2 separate regions of the Mus musculus genome follow, and region 2 is linked to region 1. A link is a loop called in an ENCODE intact Hi-C map of the cell type or tissue named here. Cell type or tissue: heart. All regions are shown on one strand. Links, peaks and the distances in the headings refer to the core of each region. The heading gives the core; the rest is flanking DNA. Region 1 overlaps Trio (triple functional domain (PTPRF interacting)). Region 2 overlaps Trio (triple functional domain (PTPRF interacting)).

The links. A loop is a pair of places that touch in the nucleus more often than their neighbours do. Peaks named below come from ENCODE experiments on the same cell type or tissue, not always from the same donor. Only the 100,000 strongest peaks of a DNase experiment are listed, where the experiment ranks them.
Region 2: it touches region 1 in a loop (2.2-fold over the local background); 5 of 42 quality-filtered maps call a loop at or near these places.

Annotation. Positions count from the first base shown.
Region 1 is chr15:27,921,812-27,933,348 of GRCm38, forward strand. The region is part of intron 1 of Trio (triple functional domain (PTPRF interacting)); the gene reads right to left. Among named protein-coding and RNA genes, the nearest start is that of Gm29975, 68 kb to the right of the region's middle. In heart, for the core only: no CTCF peak of the experiment used is centred there; DNase peaks (open chromatin) are centred at 4,300 and 5,430; H3K27ac peaks cover 1,149 bases.
Region 2 is chr15:27,975,473-27,987,009 of GRCm38, forward strand. The region is part of intron 1 of Trio (triple functional domain (PTPRF interacting)); the gene reads right to left. Gm29975 reads right to left here. Exons shown (of 5, transcript XM_017316826.2): 1 at 1-11,537. Among named protein-coding and RNA genes, the nearest start is that of Gm29975, 14 kb to the right of the region's middle. In heart, for the core only: no CTCF peak of the experiment used is centred there; no DNase peak of the experiment used is centred there.

The DNA of each region.
Region 1 (11,537 bases), core at 3,212-5,711:
ATCAGGGGCATTTAGCTGTGCCCATTTTCTGAACGTTTAAGTTACATAAAACCTACAATAATGTGAGCAGAAAGGTAAGGAAGCTGGTGTAGGCTTTCATGAACCACTACTGTGGGGCACGATGGGTCCCAGGGAAGGAGTGATTGACAAGCACTACTTTCTGGGTCAGGCCTACAATGTGTGTGCTGAGGATGCTCATGAGAGGGCATTTGCAGTTAGGCCTTGGTTAGCAGAGGGATGACTGTGTAAAGAGAGCTCTGGGAAGTTCTGGCTTCAAGTCCACTCTCCCCTTCCCTCCTTCCCCTTCTCTAAATGTGCATACGTAAATTAAATATCTTAATAGTTTCATCTAAGACAGCTCAACCCTGATGTTAAACAACAGAGTGGATCGTGTTACATGTTTACAATGCTATCTGGCCAGGAGCAGTAAGCCTGGGATAAATACTAAGACCACGCCACCGAATGTCTCCTGTTTCAGAAGCTGCCAACCATGCAGCAAATGGATAGCCTCCATCTTCCTCTCACTCGGGGAACTCGCTTTAGACGGAAGTAGGTGCGAGTATCCAAACCTCTGAGTACCGGGTGAAAAGGAACAAACTACCAGAGTCTGCGTCCCTGTCCGTCGTCCCCCACCCCCACCCCCGCCGCCGCTCGCCCAGTGTCCTCCAGGACTTTCTATTTCAGTCTGTAAAAGATCAGCTCTGGGTATTTAGCCTTCAGTCACACCATGATTACAGCTGTAAGAGGGAAAATTACCCTCTTTGCTCCAGGAGGAGAGATCCCACAGTTGTCTCTGACAATGGGAAATCTTTTGGGTGAATGGGGGTGGGGGGAGCTGGAATGTCAACAACCCAACAGCGCAGTGGTCAGATCAACTGTGCCCTTTTGGTCATCAGACTCTGTGTCAGGGCTGCGGTGCCACTCCAACAGAACCGTTCCCAGCAAGCCACAGAGCTCACTGACCACCACGGTGGCCTTCCATTTTTAACATCAACCAACAATAAAGGAGCAGCAGCCCTCCATCTTGGTTGCTCCCAGGAGGAGCCGCACCACGGGACATCTCCAGGTTGTGTGAGCGCTCACTCATCACTCAGCTCGTTGACCCAATAGCACTTTCCGTGTACATGTGCACAAAGACCTAAGATGAAGCTAATTATCTGAGGTAAGGGTAAGATTTTTGGTGCTGGGAAGATGGCTCAGTGGTTAAGAGCACTGACTGTTCTTCCAGGTCCTGAGTTCAATTCCCAGCAACCACAACAACCATCTGTAATGGGATCCGATGCCCTCTTCTGGTGTGTCTGAAGACAGTTACAGTGTACTCATATACAATATATACATATATACATATACATACATATATATGTGTGTGTGTGTGTGTGTGTGTGTGTGTGTGTGTGTGTGTGTGTTAAAAAGAGTAAGTTTAAAACTAAAACAGCTTCTTTTGGTAATCCACTCAGGACCTCTAGCAGATTTTAATCATTTTGAATTTCACATAATCATTCGCTGACTTAATTTTTTTTTCTTTTAGGAAAACATGGTATTTAAGAGCCCTATTATTCCTCCACAGATAGAGCTCCTGATAAAGTTGCCCGTGTGCCTTGTTCTGAATTGTCTGTCAGTCACCCACAGACTGCTTCCCAGCCACCTCGTAGGTCTCAGAGCCTGTCAGCTACCCCCACCTTACATTTATTAAACCGAAAAATCGCCTGTGGGAAAGACTGAAGCATGGCTGACGGAAGCACAGGTTATGCTACAAGTAAGACTAATAACTAAGGCAGCGTTCTAAAGCAACCACAGCAAAAATGTTAAATAGTAAGCTGGTAGCTGCTCTTACTGACGAGCCTTGGTGGTAATTACCGAATTTTACTCATTAGGTAATTGGCAGAGCTCCGGAACACAAAGGGCAGGAGATAAAACTCCACATCTGTGCGGTGGCCCCGCCCTCGCACTGCCGGCAGAGAGGGTGACGTCACCCTGTCTGAGCAAGCCGCTCCAGCGCAGAGCCTGCAGGATGCTGCTCCACTGCAGGGAGGCAGTGCTAGCGAGGTGTGTGTGGTGGGGGTGGGGTGGCCGTGTAAAGCTCACGCCAGTGTCACAGGAAGGAAGTGTTTTAATGGATCGGAATCTTCTGTGAATGCATTTAATTATGGAAGAATGTTAGAGAACAAAGGTTACATTTTCACCAGAATGCTTACTAAGATATAAAAAAATGCAAGCACAATCAACTGATGCTTATGTCATTTTTTACAAAATTATATGACCCCAGATTGGACACGAGGATGAATCACATGCACCGGGAATGTAGATGTGTCCACAAACCACCACATGGAAATAACGACAAAGCGGATTCTAATGTTTAGTAATAACCACCTGATTGGCTAACTCATCCTGTCTTATTAGTGACAGCCTATAACAGCACACAGTTAAGAAGAGCACAAGCTTTACTGACTCAAGGAAACGTCAACATATAGCTCTGGCTTTTCATTTCTTACCCACAAAGTATACAGGACAAGCTGAACTGCCAAAGGATGAAAGGCTTGTTAAGAGTATTACAAATGCCTTAAACGAACGAAGAAATCAGTAGACTTTGTTGATGTTTTAACTATGCATTAATGGTACATTGGAAGTTAATTCATAATATATAATAGGCCAGTTGTCCAAAGGCATTATATTGTATAACGGCTATTATTATATAGTGGTTATTATTATAAAAGGGGTTCCAGCTTCTTCTAGTTTCATAAAATAAAAAGGAAATATGGCCAAGGGCACCCTTAATCTTCTGATCCCAGACCAACAAAGAAGCAAACAGAGAAATTGCATTTCTCTGACTAAGTGATTCAAAATAAATCACATGGGCAACCTGTCCCCCCCCCCCCCATCTCCCTGTGCCTCTGTCTGTCTGTCTGTCTCTTTCTCTGTGTCTCTCTGTGTGCATGTGTGCTATAAAGCCTGACAGCAGACGCCACCCTAATTACATATGTGCCTCTCACTTATGCATACATGCACACATGGTTCAGTAAAGCCAACCTGATCCACAGACTGCTTTGCAGAAGAGCCCGGGGAATTGACCCAGAGCGATAAAACTCGATCCCTGAGCTATGTGAATGGATACCAGCCCAACCAAGATTGATTGTTAAGAGAAATCCTGATCCATTATCACATCAAGCATTTCATTCATTTAAATAGCCTCGCCTGGCTCCCCTTGCCTTCCACCCCACCGTGGAATTCCCGCAGGTGGCCTTGCTGTATCTGCAGCCTCCTAATCAGTGGTCAGTAGTCCTTCTGACCCCACCACTCGCCTTGAAATCGGCTTCTAGCTCACACCTCCTTCTACTGCTCTCCATAAGTTTTCCACGATGCCCCTCTGTGGCTTCTTGATGCCTTCCCGTAAGACACACACTCCCTGACATGACATAATCCTTCAGATGTGACATCTGCCTCCTGTGCAGCCTCGCTCGCTTGCCAATACTTATTCTCTCCCCAGGCGAAAATGAAAGAATCCCAACCAGACAGACGCTCAACTTCTGACCCTTTGAACTCCTACACGCATCACCAAAAACCCACTCCCATCATTCCTGTTCCCAGAAATACGTGTGCACACTGCACACACTGGGAACCCTAATACTGGATACATAACCCACTCAGCGCCTGTAGCACTCAAGCCTTTGCCACATCCTGGAAATGACCTAAATACTGGTCACAGTCACTGGGCACTGTGTCCCACCGTATGGGGAGCACGGCAGAAAACCCCAAGCAGCCATTTAACCCTAGGAAAACAACACCCTTTGCAGCTGGCAAACCTCACCACCAGTCTACAACTGGGCTCCTGAGTACAGTTCACAAAAACACAGAACTAACCATATTCTAAAGTTGCCAACCTGCTCACAATGGCCAGGCACTAAAAGTGACTGGTTCTCTTGCTGTCTCGTGTACTTAACGACGAGTCCTTCATTTGTAGTTTAAGATAGGAAAAGGTTTTACTTTGGGGTTGTTGCAATGTAATTAAAACATTATTTTCTGCCCTAATCACTGTTGGTCTCACCTCTGATGAAGGAAGGAAGGGTGGAGCATACGAAGGGAGAATGCTTAGGAGGAGGCTCATTTCTGCACTTTCACTGCAGAGAGGGGGGGGGGGGGAGCAGGAGCAGGAAGTGTGCAGGCATCAGAGGCCTGCTTCTCTGCAGTTAGCAGGGTTCACCCAAAAACAGTTGCAAGGAAATGCTTTAGTCATGAGACTTTGTGACCAGCCTGGGCTTGAGGGAACGAAGCTACGTCAACTCCACACAACTCCAGACAGAACTTCTTTGTTTTACATGTCAGCACATATGTGTCCCAAGTCCCCGAGTCCCAGAGGGCTCAAGTGGAACAGCTGACAGAACGAATCTCGGGGTTTCTGCCATATGTTTTCTGCAACAGGAACGGAACACAACTTAAACTTCTGTGAGTGCGAGGTGTGGCCAACAGGCTTGCTTCGGTCGTGTCCGCCTGCCTGTTGGTGACCATTACTAGGAAAGACAGGAAACAAATAAGGAGAACCAAGGCTTCTGAGACTTCAGATGCCACGGGACAAAGGACTTGATCCCAGCAATGAGCACCGGTTTGGATTTAAGCTCCAAATCTTATTACCTTACACATTAGTAAATCTTACGGATTATTATAGTTGATCGCCACACCAGTGTCCCTGACCCCTACGTTGGCTCCTGCCCACTTCTTTTGCTTGCTTGTAGTTCGAGACAGGGTCTCTCTTTGTAGGTCTGGCTATCCTCGAACCACCAACAAGACTTCTAGCTTCTCTAACATGTAAACTGTCAATTCAGCCCCTGTGACCTGGGTTGTGGCTGGGGACTTCCTTCCTGCAGGGGACTTCCCCGGGCTTCAGGGGCCCTGCCTATCTTGTCAGCCTCTGCTTTTACTACTCAAGGCTGAGAGTCTTAATAAGTAATCAATTAATTTGAGTGGCCACGAGTTACATCTAAACAATACTTAAATCATTATCTTGTTTATACATAAACCAAAGTTGCTAAATATTCAGCAAAATTAGGATATTGTAGGTCTGTCTGTTACAAATACACTCCAGTAAGTCACGGACCCTTAAATGTGTCAATGAGGTAAAGGCTTCATGGATTTAATTCCAACATGAAACTCACTAGAAGGGCGTATCTTTAATGAGATCCAAGAATGTGGCAGAACTTTGTAGTAGCCAGTTCCCCGATGGAGCCTCGAGCTGTTTGGTTCACTTGGCGCTCGTGTTCAGACAGAACTTTTACACACACTGATCTGCTAAGCCCTGGGGATTCCCCAACCTGCACAGTCCCTGTTTGAAGACGCTTATCGTCGAATAGAGAACAAAACATGCACGAGAGCAGAGAACAGCCTCGACTCCACTCCCAGGCGGGTCCGTCTGACAGGTGCGCATCTGGGCACGCGCTGCTGTTACTGATCTGAGGTGGGGAGGCTGTGATTAGCTGGACAATCTTAACTACCACCCGTTCCCACCCAAGCACTGCATCGTCGCTGGCATGGAAATAAACCCCAGACGACCAAGGCAAGACCCGGAACATGGAGGCCCAAGACACAGCTGACATTGTCCTTCCGTGCTTCAGCCACCCTACTTGCCTTGACAGTTCTGTCCCTGTTTTCTTAGTGTGCGCTGCAGTTCATCTGTGCTGAGGGACCAGTCACAATCAAGGTGGGCCATCCAGGTAATTTCTGGTGGGGGGGGGGGGGGTGGTGGGGCGTGGCAGGGGATGTGGAATCGTGTAAGAAACCTAGGGAGGACAACTCATGCTTCATAACTTGTTTGATTTTAGGTTGAATTCTAAACAGTCAAGTCTGACATTTTCTTCCAGGTCCTTCTATGTGGTGGAAGATGTGACTGCTGAAGAAACACTAGCCCTGACGCGATCCTACAGGCTAATGGCTTCCTGTCCAAGAAACAGGACCAGCATAACTTTGCTCATGGGTAATGAACCTGTCCAGCTGCCTCAAGATTATAGCTTTATCCCAATGTGGGCGGCATACGGCCTTGAAAGCTAAAGCCATTAATTTACTCAACACTTAACCAGGCCTGGTGCCCTGCCCTACGCCCATTTCAGAGCAGGGAAAATCACATCAGACAGGCCTGGGTGACTTCCTTTCCTGCTGGATCCTGGTAAGAGGGTAAGACACTACAGAGTATGGCGGCTGAGGAAAACCTGCTCAAGTTAACAAGAGAGAGAACACCATTTCCCTTCTCTATCCACCACCTCAACCCACCATCCCCTCATCTCCTGCAACTGCGACTGCACCTCAAATCCTCTTTCCACGCTTAGAAAAGGAAGGGCTTTTTAAAGACAGAATAAAATATGGCCGTTAAGTAAAAAAGATCTAGTAACATTCAAGGGAAATAACTGCCTTCATTGACTGCTCTCCACAGTATACATTGAGGCAGGGTCTCACACTTGAACACAACATTCTCCTGGTTACCCTAACCTAGTGACCTGCCCCAGGGAATCCCTTCATGGCCATCAGTATTCATGTGGATACCAGGTATCTTATTACGGCTAGTCCTTACACTGAGGGGCAAGACTTCATCCACTGAGCTATCTTCCTTTGCATAAGAGTGGACCACATGTGGAAGAACTGGCCTCCCTCTTGGTATCATGAAGCATCTTCACTGGTCCAAAGGAAGATGCATGCTGGGTGCAAAGGCCAGCAGAGATGGGAGGAGAGGAGGGGTGCGACTCTAAGCATCCTTTGCCTGAGGACTCAGGTAAGCCTTGGGATATGACCATCCTGCCCACAGTGCATCACCTTCCTAGACTCTCTGGGGATGCTGGAACTTAGTAAGTCAAAGCCAGGACAGGCTCCACACAAGCTTGCCCATGGTGCTCTGCGGCCCCCTCAGAGCAGGGCTAGACTCTGGGCAGTTGTGGTAACTGTCCTGACTTGAGAGAGTATGGCTAAGTTACCAAGGAAGAGCTCTAATGGTGGGATGTTCTCTTACTACTCCAGCTGGGCACTAAGAAAGGACAGAGGCTTCTGGTGGTTGTGGCCACTGACCCTCATGCTGAGGCCACACAGACGTCTCTTCCCGCTTGTCATAGGTCCCTTTCAAGACACTGGAGGTGGGGGTCGGGGCAGAGAGAGAGAATTCAGCTGTTTGCAGCTCAGCAGAGCGGCATGCTATGGGGTGGTAATTCTGTTTTCCTCGTTTCTTCTCCTAAACACTGTCACTTACAGCGGAACATGTCACCATCAGAATCTTTTCTACCAAAAGCATAAGGAATCCTTTTGCAAACTAAACTTAGTATGAATGAAAGAAGTGGGAACACTGAAGGGGCATTTAAGTGGGTGTGGCATGGACACCCACTCACTTGGTAGCTCTCCCCTTCTACAGCTTTGTATCAGGCCCTACACCAAGCAAGACCTCCTCAGCAGCTCCCTGCTCCAGGTGCTGCATCTAGAGGTTATAAGTTACTGCCTGAAGAACAGATGGGGAGAGGGGGTCAAGTAGGGTTCCGACAACGTGGTGGGCAGAGGTGAGTAGCACTGAAGTTTTATGTGTACCTCAAAGCAACACCACAGTTCAAAGTTAGTATCTCCTTCGAGGCAGGGCTCAGGGACGAAGCTGTCTGGGTCAGCTGCCTGCCACCCTGGGGAACACTGGCAGAGGCTAAGTTTCCCACACTTTCCATGTGAAATGGGGAGCCTGAGATGGCTTCACCTCCCACCAGGCTGGGTGTAATGGGCGATAGATAGAGAGACAGATGGACAGACAGAAGGATGGTTCCGAGAGAGGATGAAACGAAAGGACATAAGACATTGGTTCTCAACCTGTGGAGCAAGACCCTGAACCTTTCACAGCTATCTTGACATTTCCTACACCTCAGATATCCTGCATATCAGATTTTATATTATGATTTATAACAGTAGCAAAATTACAGTTATAAAGTAGCAATGAAGATAAATTTATGGCTGGGGGTCACCACAACATGAGCAACTCTATGATAGGGTTGCAGCATGCGGAAGGTTGAGAACCGCTGTAAGGTTTCTAACCCTACAGTCTGGTTGAGGCTTCTTGACAACTCTGAGTGAAGAATTCTAGCCACATTAACAAATCTACTATAAATTCACCAATACAGAATTACTTTTACTTCCATACAGAGACATGTCTCGTCTCCCTTCACTCCTTCCCCACCTATACATCTGCAATTTTCTGGGAATCTCATAAACAAGACTATAAATTTCATTTGCAGAAGGAAAAAAAAAGTCTTACTCATTGTTTAACCCCTATGATCTGTGGTTTTATCAGCCTGTTAATAAACTACCCAATAACCTTAGGAAATATCTTACAGCCTTATTTACCAAAAACTAAAAAGAAAAAAGATCAAAGTTCTTAGCAACCTTTTGAGGGGTAACTTCAAAAAATAAATCACCAAATGGCAACTCTTGAGACAATTACATGCAGCTCTCTTGTGAAGCACACATACACTTATAGGTACTTTCCTTCCTCAAAGACCACACACACACACACACACACACACACACACACACACCACAGCACAAACTGCTCATGCTTTACCTATGTCAAAACATCTTACAAAGCCCAAGTCTGCTTCACACTGACAGGCCCTGACATTCTTCTGGCAAAGTCAAGAGTCCAGATTTCACCTCAATAAGGGTCTCTGAAAATAATCTCCAGGGCTCCTGCTCCCAGGACTGCAGCTCCCAGGCCCACTCAGCCCCACCATCAGCAGCGGATCTGAGGAAGGTCTCACTTTTGGATGCCAACCCTGCTTTAAGAGGCTGGTCTGAGGAACCTTGTGCTCACTCACCTGAGGTTAGTGTTGGAGAAGGCAAGGGATTATTACTTACAAAGGAAAAGCAAGGTCTGAGACAAGCCACTGTTGAAGGCCACCCATTCCCCATGAAAGATGTATTTTAGAAATCAACACAGTCATGGTACATTAACCTTGGGCATTCCCTTTTGAGACTGACTATAAATTACCTAGCAACGCATGAGGCAATTTCAACAGGAGAACTCCTTAGAAGCATCCCTCCCCACCCATCACCCGCACCAGGGCATCCTCAGCTTCCTGCCTCTTTCCATGGCACAACATGACAGATACAACAGGAAATGAAAGGTGAGCCTAGGTCGCCGCCTATCTCTGATCTCTCTTCATTGCCTCTCACAGGAGCTTATAAGCACTAGTGTCAGGAACTCCACTCCTCCTTGAAGATGGAGAGATGGACAACCCACTACCACCACCAAAAAAGCTTTTACCTGGCTATGACATCCAGGAAGCAGGGAGGCCTCCGTGGGCTTGTTTGACTCAGTTTCCCTTTATGGTCCACCTTTAATAGATAATCAAACACGAGCAAGCTCTTCCCTACCCTTGGCTTCACTCTGCTGAGCAAATCTAATGATGCCTGTGGTATACTTGGCTTCCACATCACGCCCTTGGCCCACTCTACAGACAGCACTCATCAGAAAACAATCCCTTAAAGTGGTGGGTAAACAAACTAAGTTCTTCTTGAAAGTCAGACCAGGAGGCATCATGGAAGCTGGTGGCATGACATCAGTCAACTTTGCAACCAAAAACACTATGCAACCTTCTTTTTTTTCTTTTTTGTTTTGTTTTTTTGGTTTTTTGTTTTGTTTTGTTTTTTCGAGACAGGGTTTCTCTGTGTAGCCCTGGCTGTCCTGGAACTCACTCTGTAGACCAGGCTGGCCTCAAATTCTGAAATTCACCTGCCGTTGTCTCCCAAGTGCTGGGATTAAAGGCGTGCGCCACCACGCCCGGCTGTTATGCAACCTTCTAAACCTTAAAACGGGAAGGACAAGGGGTTGCTATTTTATGTAGCAAATGAACGCTCCGAGCCCTGGAGCTCTGATTACTCGATTACTTACTTAATAGTAAAACAGAAGGGCTTTCAAGTCAATTGCTGTTAGTCTTTTTGTCCGCCATGGACCCTGGCCGTGTAGGAGCACCAGAGTGTTGTTCATACATGAAGGCATATGTGCATGTATGTGTCACGTGCACACGTCTGCAGCCCCACCTTGTTTACGATCGCTAGCCCAGCCAATACCCCAGAACCCCACCCCACCCCCACCCCTACCCCCTGGCCACTGGCTCTAGACTAAGCCTGCATTGACTTTTCAGATAAGCACTCATCGTGCTTTTCTCGGCAGATCTTTCATCTTTTCAAGTGTGCAGTCACACTGTGTCCATCCGCCCGAAGCTTGCCTTGACCCACCCTTGTGCTGAGCTTCATTTTCCATGTGACGTCACTGTAGTCCAGCACCTGCTCGGGAACGTCGCTGCAAACTGAGCTGTCGCCCAATCCTGTTATTAAAAACGCACTGCAGTGAACAGCCCTGGCTGTGTCTCCGGAGCTCGTTGCCAGAGCACTTCTGGGCAGAGGGTGAAATCCATGCTCCTATTCTCAAGTTCCTCTCTACTTCTTTTCTAAAGTTTGTCCCATCTGTAAGAGAAGTCACTTTCCATGGATGTAACTATTTCTTGCCCTTTACTAAAATATCTTTTTAAAAAGAAACAAACAACCAAAAAGCGAGCTGGTTAATGAATGTCTTATAAATTGATCTGAACTCTCTCCTAGGTCCCAAACTCTACACTGGGTTTTTGTATTTGATCATCCCCATCTGACTGAAACCCGGATATCCCAGATGTTTCCCTTTCTATTTGTATCCTAACTGAATTCCCTTAGTGTTTCCACCTATTTCAGATCCTTAACGGTAACGACCAACAACGAACTGTTGGGGATCTTCAGGAAGCAGTGCCGGACTTCCAACAGCCATGGACTTTCCAAGTTGTTGGAGAAAGCGTGTTGTTTCTCAATTTCAGGAATAAATCTTCTCAGATTAATAATGCTATAAATGGGTATTATAGTCCCAGGGAACTCATAAATTCCTATTTAGTGCACAATAACTACTGGTGTGAGTTGGAGCAGAGACAGGAGAACAAGCTAGGAACCTTCCTGCCCTTCTCCAGTAGGAACAGCCTTCCGCACCATCCCACTCTCTGAGCATCCCTCTATCACAGGAACCTCGCCTGGTACTCTCTGGAGGGAAGACCTCATCTCCTACCACCCAATGAAGACTTCTTTATATCCCCCACAGTCTTAAGCATCCAGAGCTGATCTGTGTGGGCTCCAGCTATTAACCATGGCTCTACACATACCACAGTCACATAATTCATGGATGTTTATCATATTAGAAATTCAACCTGAGGAAGTTATAAAGTAACTATGTTGAGGTTGAAGAGATGACTTAACTGTTAAAAGCAGAGGACCCAAATTTGGTTCCCAGGACTCACAACTGTCTGTGACACCAGTTCTAAGAGGAATCCAATGCCTCCTTCTGATCTCCAAGGGCACTGCACGCACACACAAGCACACACATGAACATACACAATTAAAACTAAAACCTCAGAATAAGTTCTTCCAACACAATAATAAGTCCAAATTTTCTTAGCATAGCATCTTGAATAAAAATATTAGTTGTCATTCCACTCTCACCCCCAAAACAAAAATGA
Region 2 (11,537 bases), core at 6,023-8,522, 56 kb after region 1:
CATACAATACACAGACCCCAGGCATGATGCTATGGTTTGCAAGGAAGACTGGTATGCATCTACAGTGTCTTCCTTATTGCTGAATATTCTTTAATGCTATCAGTCCAATATACCACATTTTGCTTCTTCCTTTCATCTGACAGCCATTTTTCATCTGACAGCCATTTTGATGATCCCTGTTCTGGCTATGGGGATCTTTGCTGGAGCATGTCTGTTCTCCCATCAAAGCAGATCGAGCAGAGGAACTGCTGCTTGTGTGTGAACTATTTTCCAAAGGGACCACAATTCCATGTTTTCACCATTAGTTACTTTCTCACAGACAGTCCTTTCTCCACATCCTCAGTCAACACTTGACACTGGCATGATGTTCTATATCCATTCTTTGAATTCCAAAAGAAGCACAACAACAGGATGCTTGAACCTAGGACTACAGAGGCCTTGGAGAGACTCACAGGAATGAACTTACAAAGCTAAGAGAAATCTGTAGACTCTGACTACAGGTTTAATTCATAGAATGTCACTGAGATTTAAAGCCAAAATATGAACCAATTAAGCTATACATTAGTTGTGCAGCCATTTGAAGGAGGTATGGGCTTAAGACAGAATGTTCACAAGGTTAAACAACAGGTCTAAGGGGAGGTGAAATTCTTGAGAGAAGCTCTTTATGACAGGAAGTAAACAAAGCAGCTTCAGGAAGTCCCTGAAATGGACCAGATTCACTAGATACCTCCCTCCCCAAGAGTATATAAATAGTAAAGTCAATTGGCGAATGAGCCAAGCTGGAAAGAAGACTCCATAACAAGGCAAGCTGCGTGGAAGAAGGTGAAACCAAGCAACCTACAGGGGATCAGCAGCAAACTCCATAAAAGAAAGACCATCCAAGTTACCTGGAAGAGGCTCTGGCCAACAGAGCCACCTGGAAAGGACATTCTCCAACCTGAGCTGCCTGCACACTGTGCTATGTGCTCTAGCTTTGGTGGGCTATTGTCACCTATGCTGTGGTTGGCTTTGGTGGTGCAGCTGTCTGAGTCACTGTTTTTCCTGTAAGTAACCCCTCACCTATATTCCTGTAAGTAACTCTAGTAAAACTTGATGATACACTAAGTCATACTTTGATGGTATTTGTACTTTGGACTGTCTTTAGTTCCTTATCTAGGGTCAGTAGAAGTGTGTGTGTTCTGTCTTCCCAAGAAAAGTCTGTCACACCAAAATTTTTGGTTTAGTGAGGTTTTTTTCTTTTCTTTTCTTTTTTTTCTTTTTATAAAGATAACTTCTAAAATACTAACACATGCTGTGTTTTTAACAATATGGTATGAAAAATAATAAAAATACCTAAGAAATTTCATGGAGGGTACTGTATAGTTTTTCATTTCTCAGAGGTCCCTCTTTGCACTCTTCCTTTTTTTTTTTTTTTTTTTTTTTTGAGAGACAGAGTCTCACTATGTAACTCTGGCACTCCTCAAATTCACAGATCCACATGTGTGTCTGCACCCGGAGGGCTGAGGGGCCCCCAGTGCTTTCAAGGGTTTATGCTCTGCCTTCAGCCAGTGTCCACCACAGACAGGAGAGCAATCTCCACTCTGAACAAGTGCAGTGAAGACACAGTGGCTTCCTGCAGCTGCTGAGAGGCAGTTGGCTGGGTCAGGGTTTCTGAATCAAACAGTGGGCTGCTTCACCACGCAGATGAATTCTCAATTCCTGTTCCTGTCTATCATGTATTCTATCGTCCAGAGAACCTCCAGTCCAACAAAGGCAGCCAAGGACAGTGTGGGGAGACACTCTGTCACTCTGTAAACACCCCCAGCACTCAGGCTAAAGACACACTTCCTGCAGCTGCAAATGACACAGGGTGGCCCTTTGGATTTTCCTGACGACAATACCTTTGCACCTCTGTCGTTCTCTGTATATTTCCCTTTGCTCTACCAACATCCACATCCAACTTTATCCCAGCCAAGGTAAATACAGGAAAAAGGAGCTTAAGAGTGAGGATCAGAATGAGGGGGAACACAGACCTCAGATCTCAAACCTGACAAACCCCAACAAATCATTTCTAACACAACGGACACGTCAGTGGGGACAGAATAACCCAGTATGCGCTCTTAGGATCTCTGCTGTACTGCACGGAAGTGGAGAGGTGCAGTCCCTTGGGGTTGGTGGCTCTACACTGAATCAGAGCACCCAGTTACTTTGTAGTCACTATCCTGCTTTTGTCCTTGAAAGTCTGGGTGGCATGTCGCTAGGGACAACACGGAGCACCTGACAACATAGTACCCACAACCATCTTTCAGGGATGGCCTCTCTTTATTGAAGCCACTCTAGCATTGGTGTTTTAATTACTGGATTAAATGGTGAGATCTCACTGTACCTGAGCAAGAGCTCCCAGGCCATGCACTGCTTTGCACTGGCCATCAAGGCGAATCTGCTCACAGTAACTGAGCACATCGCTAAGCTGCCAGGCATCACAAAGACCCAAGCAACTGGCCTCGGAGAACCTGCCTTCCAAACCCACTCTGCAGAGTGAAGACAAACGAGCTGGTGTTTGCAAGGAGAAATGTGGTGGTCACACAATCACAGATGATACCTTCTTGGTTTTAAGCAAGACAAGCAGTTCTAAACAAGCATCTTCCAAGAAGAAAAACCCGGGCTGGCCTTCAGTCCATCACTATGGATAAGACCGGGCACGCTTACCAAGTTACACAGCTGTCTAAGATACCCATCAGAGGTCTGGAAAAGGGCTATTGATTTCTATACATGTACTGCTGGTCTTACTCTCTTACTTTAAGTTCCAGATAAGTTCTGAGGTCTCATGTAATAGTAAGACAGGAAAAAGGGGAAGTCTCCCTGTAGTGGTCCGAATGGGAATGTCCCTGTAGACCTAAGTGTTTGTTCCCAGTTGGTAGGACTGCTTAGGAAGGATCGGAAGATGTGGCCTTGTGGGAGGAGATGTCCCTGGGAGTGGGATCTGAGGTTTCATAGGCCACGCCAGGCCTGGTCTCTCCCTCATCCCTTAGCACCTCTGGTTAAGCTCTCAGCCACCGCTCCAGTTCCACATCTCCCTGCTTGTCACTGTGCTTCCGTCATGATGGTCATGGAACCCGTCTTCTGAAAATGTAAGCAAGCCCAATTCATTGCTTTCTTGTATAGTGGCCTCAGTCATGGTGTCTCTGCACAGTAGTAGGGAAGTAACTAAGCCACTCACCCCCTACCATCACGGGGTTGATGGGCTCACTTTCCCCCATGAATCCTGGATGCCACTGTTTCTCCAGCAGACACCAGCCCACACTTCCCAGCTCACTGAGGAGAAAGACCAACCAAGGCTCAGGCAAAGGCAGCTCCCGGTCAGGCAGGCGACTGCCCCAGGAGGCCCCTTCTGCAGAGGACAGGGATGTGCCCCTCCGAGGCGTAGTCACTGAAGCCCACAAGGACTCACTTTACAGACAGCTGTTTTTTGGGGGTTTTGTTTCGTTTTGTTTTTTTTAAAGATCATTTCTAGAACTTACTACTCTTAATTCTAAAACTATATAAAGGAAATTTAATAAAGCTTACAGGTACACTAAAAAGCTCATCTCAATGTTTATTCCATTAGGTATAAATCCAGAGAAACAATCGTCTTTGTGTGTGGTTGCAATGACTATAGTGAGAACTGGGCATGTGCCGGGCATCTCAACAGTGCTAGGGAGAGAACATGAAAGCATCTTTGGTTTTGTTTTCCTCTTGCCTTTCACAAACCTGCAAAATGAAGATTCTAGCCTCCTTACCAGTGACCTTCCAAGAAACTGGAGGAGGCCACACTTATGCCAATATACCTTAGAGGAAAACACTGCCAGGATGAAGACTCTGGAATCTCTCTCCAGAGCCTATCACAGCCTGTGGCACAGGCTCTGCAAACCTTTCCTTCCATGAACTATTATTCTTTAAGACTATGTTAGAATTTGAGAAATAAGTGATCCCATGTCAACAGAGGAGAGCACAAGAATCAAGTGTTTCCAGCCATTAACAAGAAGGTAAGAGTGCGTGGTTCATGCATTCAATCCAGGCCCAGGGAAGGCAAGGCAGGAGGACTGCTGGGAGTCGGGAACTGGCCTGGGCTAGTCAGTTCCAAGACAACCTGGACTATAAAGTAAGAATCCGTGTTTAAAAACAAACACCAAAAACTGTTAGGCTTGTGTGAGGGTCTGAATGAGAAATGTCCCCCATAGTCTCATCTCCAGAGAGCACACGCAGAATATGGACACCAGGACCCCAAGACACAGCTGTGTGTCAGTCGTGCATTCCACGGGTCCCCATTCTAGCTGCATTCTCTCCAATAAGTCTGTCTGATCTCATTCTAACAGACCTGATCTAGCCTGTAGTGTCCCCTCCTCCCTCCCCTACCCCACCTCTTGTTCTTGTTGGCACAGTGACAGTACTGCTAGAAGGTAACCCTTAGGGAATGGTCTGGGGCAATGTGAAGCACACCTCATGATGTGAACTGGAAATCCCAGGCACAAGGGCAGCAGAGCTTTAGCAAATTCACTTTGGGCGAAGAAGCAAGAAGGAGCAAAAAGCAAATGAGCAATGGCCACCAGGACACAAAATGCCAACGGCCCAACAAGGTTCTCCAGTCTCATCTGACTAAGCTCCCAGGGACGTCTCTGCAAGTGAAAATGGTCCTCAACAGGCGTGTCTTAGCTACTGAGGAGGGAGCTGTTGCTACTGTTTGAAAGCTGTTCATCCTTGGAATTTTCAAACAATAAGCTTGTTAAATCATTCAAAAAAGAATAATATTTTCTTTGAAGAAAGATAGCTTAAGGCCTTTTAAAAGAGATGTCAGTCAGGAGATTACTTAGCAACTCTTTCTTAATAATTTTAAACCTAATTTCCCCCAAAAGCAAAGGCAAATTCTTTCATTATAAATAGCTCTCCACTGCCTTTTGTGGGACGTGGACACGAAACACTTGATCTGAGATGCCTTTCAAGATAAGGTGACTGGGGATGAGCTGTAACAACTACGACTCAAGCGGACGTTAGTCTCATCAGAAGGACTAAAGACCGGCTATGCCGAGCAGATCTTTCCGGAGGCTTCCTGGCATTAGTGCCAAGATGAAGGGTAAGATGCCCTGCAAGTGAAGAATGATCAAGTTACAAGTACAGGTGGCCCTTGGGAGGGAGTTCAGCCAGGAGTGCACAGTGGGCTGGACTGAAGGTCATGACGGAGCTAAGGTTTACAGAGTCCAGTCGCGGTGCAATGCAAAGGTCCTCACGCCATGTCCAACACTAGGATCAGAGTCGCCCTCGCAGTGCACCCAGCACAGCAACTTCAAAGTTGCTTCAAAGATTATCTGAAATCTCTGTCCTTCGATCTCTAAAATCACCAAGTTTTAAAAATTCCAGTGCTGCAATTAGCACAACTAAGTGCTAGGCCAAGAGAGAAAGATACTGCACGGGAAAGGAAATGAGTCCAATGTGCTAGGCTTTAAAAGACCATGTTTGGGGGCTGGGGAGATAGCTTAGTGGTTAGGAACACTGGGTGTTCTTCCAAAGGACCCAGGTTCAATTCCCAGCATGCACGTGGCAGCTCACCGCTGTCAGTAATTCTAGTTCCGGTGGATCTGACACCCTCACGCAGACAATACAGGCAGGCAAAACACCAATATGCACACATTTTTTGAAAATCATGTTAGAAGGAAGAAAACAGACTGTTTTAAGTAAGCTACATATAAACATTCATATCTGCAGAAAGAACTCTAAAAGTGTATGTTCAAAATTACAAGATCATCAAAGGGTGTCTTTTCTTACTTTGTCTAAACCCCCATGAAATGTGCTGAAAAACAATTCTCCATAGCCCTTGTGTCTGCACATCCTCCAGGCAGAGACACTATCTGTTTAGGTTGTCATTACTGAGTTACTAGTGAGTACGCATAGAGGCAGTGTCTCTCTCCAGATCACAGGGCTTGCTCACAGCCTTAGAACACAGGCTCCCTTCAAAAATAAAAGCCAGCAGGCATGAAAAACATGACTAAGTGCAGGATCCCTTATTACAGCACAACCCATGCAAATGTCAACCGGGCTTCCATTCTGTCAGGTGGGAATTGGGGCTTAGAGAATTATGGGGAATGTTACCATAACTACTGCTACTCCCATGAGTAGTAAAGTCCTCTAACTCGGGAGTCTCACACCTGATTGCCAGCAAATCCAAGCACACTGTTGTTACAGGAGGGAGGAGAAAGGAAGAAAAAGTTCAAAATGATCACAGTCCTTGACAAATATATGTTCCTGTTGCCATCTAAGATATTTATCACTGGCTAGAGACTGCTTCGCAGCATGCACCAAAAGCCTGACTACTACTATAACTGCTTAAAAATGACTGCACGTTCTCTTTAAAGACAAGGGAGAAAAGAAAAAGGAAGGCAAACCAAGAGGACTCTTATTGCTACAAGACAGCCTGATCCAGGCAGTGGATAGTCAAATTTTCCCTGAGGGCCTGCTCTGAGCAGACTGCTGTACTAAAAGCTGAGGGTAGAGACGAAATCAGGACAGACAGGAAGCACCTGGATATACACCATAATTACCCGGCAAATGCAACGAGCCAGCACCAGGTGCTCTGGGAGCAGAAGAAGGATCCAAAACAAGTGGGAGACAAGGAAGGCTCCCCTGGCTTTCTACATACGTTAGCTAGCCACATGCAACACAACTTCATCCCGCCTTCATGAAGAGAAGTCTTCAAGTTCCAGCAATCAGCACAAACTTGCTGGATCTCCATTCAGCCGATATCACAAGTCTCACAATCACAGGCCACAGTGAAGTTACACAATGGACACTAGGCATTGTGTAAACTATGACCTAACAGGAAAACAGTTCTGTCACCTGAAACTACGGCCAAGGAGCCTTCACGACTTTGGGAAATAAAGCCTTGCAGTATGTACTAATCATGAGCAGATGCTACGTCAAGCCTCAGGCTCCTTGACAGTTCATGTAAAACTCCGACACTGGAAGACAGCTAACAAACAAACAAACAAACAAACAAACATAGACGGTAGGTTTTCCAAGAACTCTGGACTCACAGCCAAAGCATGAGGCTCATGCACTCTGTGACTTTGGGAAACTCACCTAACCTCCCAGACAGCAGTCAAGTGGGGTCAGACCCTGTGTGAGTGCACACACTAATTCTGTCAAGTCATTAGACTTGCAATTAATTCTCATGTAAGTGTCCTGAAAAACATGAATGTCCCCAACTGACAGGTACAAAAACATGTGGTCTCCTGTGTGACTTAGACGCACTTGATTCCCAATCACAGCACATCTTCACTAAGATATCAGGTAGTATCTTTCCCTGGACATCAGAAACATATATTATCGATGGCCAATATTAAAATGAAGGGGAAAAAAATCCTAGTGGTATCCCAACCCAAACATATACATAACACTCACTTACTTTGGGTTTTTAAGTCTTTTTTGTTTGTTTGTTTTGTTGTTGTTGTTTGGTTTTTTGAGACAGGGTTTCTGTGTAGCCCTGGCTGGCTGTCCTGGAACTCACTCTGTAGACCAGGCTGGCCTCGAACTCAGAAATCTGCCTGCTTCTGCCTCCCAGGCGCTAGGATTAAAGGCGTGCGCCACCACGCCTGGCTTGCGTCTTAAATGGACACAAACAGCTACATTTGGGTAGACCTGGTGAAAGGCCACCACTGATCCTCCTGTCCCCAACTCAAACCACACAGACACAAGGGCAAAAGCTGTAAGTAGAAGACCAGAAGAGTGTTGTGCATGGACATCTGACAACTGGGCCTACTCTAGCAACTTCAGCAATATGACTATACAGAGTTGAAACTGTAAACAAGGGCCTCCGGGCCTATTCTGCAGGAACTCAACAAGAAGCTGTTTATCTCAGAGTGCAAAGTAACAAAAGTAGAGCAATGAAGGGATTTTTAAAAAGCATCTGGCCAACACCATGAGAACAACTATGGAAGACAAGACTCATCGATGGGTATAAAATTAAAGGCGCAATGCCTGAAAAGTAAGACACCTGTACATTCCCCCCCCCAAAAAAATCCCCATAGGAAATCATAAAGAGGAAAATTAAATTTTCCCAGTGGTAGCTGCCACTTAACTACTTGACCAAAGTCATCAGTCTTGGTGTCTGAGAAAAAGATTTACATAACATAAAATAAAAGTATACAAAAATTAGAGACGTGACTAATATAAAAACTGATAATAAGGATGTTAACAACTCTGGTAAAATAGCAACATTTGGAAAATCTAGGTAAAGGTATATAAGATTTTTATTTCGTTTGGTTTGGTAAAAATTTTGCCATGTTTTTGCAAGTCTAACGTTATCTCAAAATAAAAGTTAAAAATGCTTATTTTGTATGAGCATACATATATGTACATAGGTTAGAAAACTTTCTGTAATGACACATCTAAATCATTGTAAGACTATACAGGTTGAATCCAGAAATACTTGGGGCCAGAATGTGTCAATAATTCTATTTTTTCAGGCTTTGGGACATTTACACATCCATGATGAGATGTCTTAGGAGTGAGCATCAGGTCAGAAGGTGAAGGTAATCTTTTATCATACCCTTGCACTTTAGTTTCGACTGTGAGCTGTCACATGACATCAGATGTGCCCGGTGCCCTGTCCCGGCACTATTAGGTTAGCACTCAGAAGCCTTCACATTCAAGATTCTTGGATTAGGACGTCTGCACACAATTCCTGCTGAGTGTGTCCCACGTCACTTAGCATTGCCAACTATGCCACCTCAGTTGTACATGCTCAGACATGTGCCCATTTACTTCCGCAATATCCCTAAAAGAACATCATCTATTAAAATACTCATTTCACTCAAATAGCAAAGTTCCTAGATGGACTCCACCTAGCAATACCACCACAGCAGTCTGCACTGAGTTTAACAATGTATCATCTCTTGCTACATTGTTGCGCTCACCCTTCTTCCCCCCTCTCCACAATGAGACACCTGCATAGCAGCAAAGAAACCAGTTACTACAGTGCCCTTTACACTCCTAACCAAAGACTGTACTACCATCTGGCTTAGTACTTCCACCCACGCTCCTAATAAATAAAACCATCAACACAATGGAAACATGAGCCACCTCTCTCACACTCAGAGACCTGTGCCTATATGCAGGAATAGCATGGCTCAGGACTATGTGCCCCAAAGCATTTAAGGAACTTCTTTAAGGAGAAAGGTTCTCAGCTGTGTTAATGTTACTGGCTGGGTTTACAACACAGCAATGCTTAATATTTAAGCAAACAAATGCTAGATTCCCTGAGCCTAGAAGGCTCACTCAGGTGTAGGTCTGAGACAGTACCAAAAAAAAAAAAAAAAAAAAAAAAAAGTAACACTGGCTATAGCATAAGGAGACTCCAGTGGCGGGACCAGAGCCCCACAGTACAGACGTACTAACAGCCACTACTACATCCAGAAGGGCTTGGGGCACCAGCAGCATCAAGTGATGAATCTGGAAGCTCTAAGGCTGTGTTAAAGTGTTAATATGCAGTTTCACACAAACTGACCAGAAAAACATGTGGAAATAATGAAAAGATGTCCTTCCAACATGGCACTCTCTGAAAGCCGAGGACAGGAAGTCGATATGGTGGTTAGAGATTAACTTCTGAACTGCCCAACTGCCTGAGCATCTCTGCACACCATACACAGTGGCTCAGCTCCTGCTTTGGACCAAATGGAGATGATAGCACACAGCACTCTATTTGAAAATACTGTCTAGACATGAGGAGTCAATCAATTCCAGAATGCATAGACATGAGGAGTCAACCAATTTCAGAGTGCAGACTACTATGTTTATAAAGAGAGGTACATAATTGTAATCTCATCATACTTTATACATAAGCAGAACATTGGCCATTTATGATCAACTAGAAAAAAAACATAAATACCAGGGCTAGAGTGATTTGCAATGATGGGTGGGTGCTTGCCTACAATGCACAAGGCCCTGAGGTTGCTGCAAACAATAAGAAAACATACTCCTCAAAAGGGCAGCTAGACTTAAAAGAGTCTTATCTGGACATGTGTACCTATAGGTAAACGTCTCCTCAAGCAGAAAACAGAAGCAATGTGCACTTGTTCCTTAAACTGCTTGCTTGCCTTCTCCAGCGAGCGTCCCTTGTGTCACAACCAATGTTTATGTAGCTCTCTCCAGCACAGACATCCCGGAAAGCTGCATCCAAGTATTCAAATCAGAGGTGTGCATCACACCAAAGCTCAGAACTGCCCTCCAGAAAAGTGGCCCAGGAAGACAGTTTTCGGAAATCCTTCCCAAATATGCACCCTCACAGTGGCCGACAGGCTTTCAATGTACCTGCCCGCAGACCCCCGTTTCACCCCAGCCACCGGCAGAACGCTAGAACAATTTCTGCAGAGAACCAAAGTTCTCCAACCACAAGCTGGCGTAAGGAAGCACATGACGTATTTGGTATTTCTTCCTTGGCGATGATGAATACTTTATCTTTAGAGTAAACTGAGTCTCACAAGAAGATCACCTGTAACGTGCACATGATCAGAAAAGCCAATCAGGCTGGACTGGTGCGTGCGCCTGGAACCCTCACACTTGGGAGGTAGGTGTGAGCTGAGCTGGGTTGTACATACTAAGCTTGAGACCAGCATGGACTATTAAACAGCAAGAGTGTTTAAACACACACACACACACACACACACACACAAAGGACAGTAACAATAGTGCTGGTAGAGGTGGTGATAATGATGATAAACCAATCAATTAATACAACACTAGAGATCCCTTTTTAAAAAAAGGAAACCCAAATTTAGCCCTGAAGATAGGGGATGTCTTCGCGGAACTAAGTTCAATAACTGGACCTTGATAAAGCTGCTTTTACTGTTTTGGCTATTTGGTTATTGTGCTTCATATCAAACCTGAGGCTCCTTGCTTGAACAGAGCTATGGACTCAGCCATGGTGTGCTCCTTCCACTACGGCTGTCAACACTTGTGTCTTATTCAGGATGTCTGGTTAACTGTCTGAGCAAGCTTGGTTTACACACTTTTTTACCAATGGCCTTACAGGTAGTTCAATCTATGCTGTCCCTGCATAATAAACAACTTCAGAAATAATTTGTACAATTTACTTTAGATTTTCAAGAAGTTGCTGACAGAAGATTGCTTCTATTTAAATGAGATAACACATAAGATAATCCTTCTCTTGTCCCAGGGACATGTGACAAAATCCCCAGATATAGTATGGAACCCAAAATGGTATGGAACACTGTGCTATCCTAACAGTCAGTCTGGTACCAAGATGGCTACCGAGCAGTAACCAGCAGACACACTGTAATGTACCTAGCACAAGACACTGGAAGAAAAGCTGAGTCAACTTCTGCTGAGCACGGGCAGCAATGAGCTTCCATCACACTACCCACAAAGACGTGCAAATGAAAATAGGAATTATAGCCAGGCAGCTGGAGCTCCATGAATTCGAGGCCAGCGTGGTCTACTTAGTGAATTCCAGGACAACTGGAGCTACACGGTGAGACCCTGTGTGAAAAATAAATAAATAAAAGAAAAAA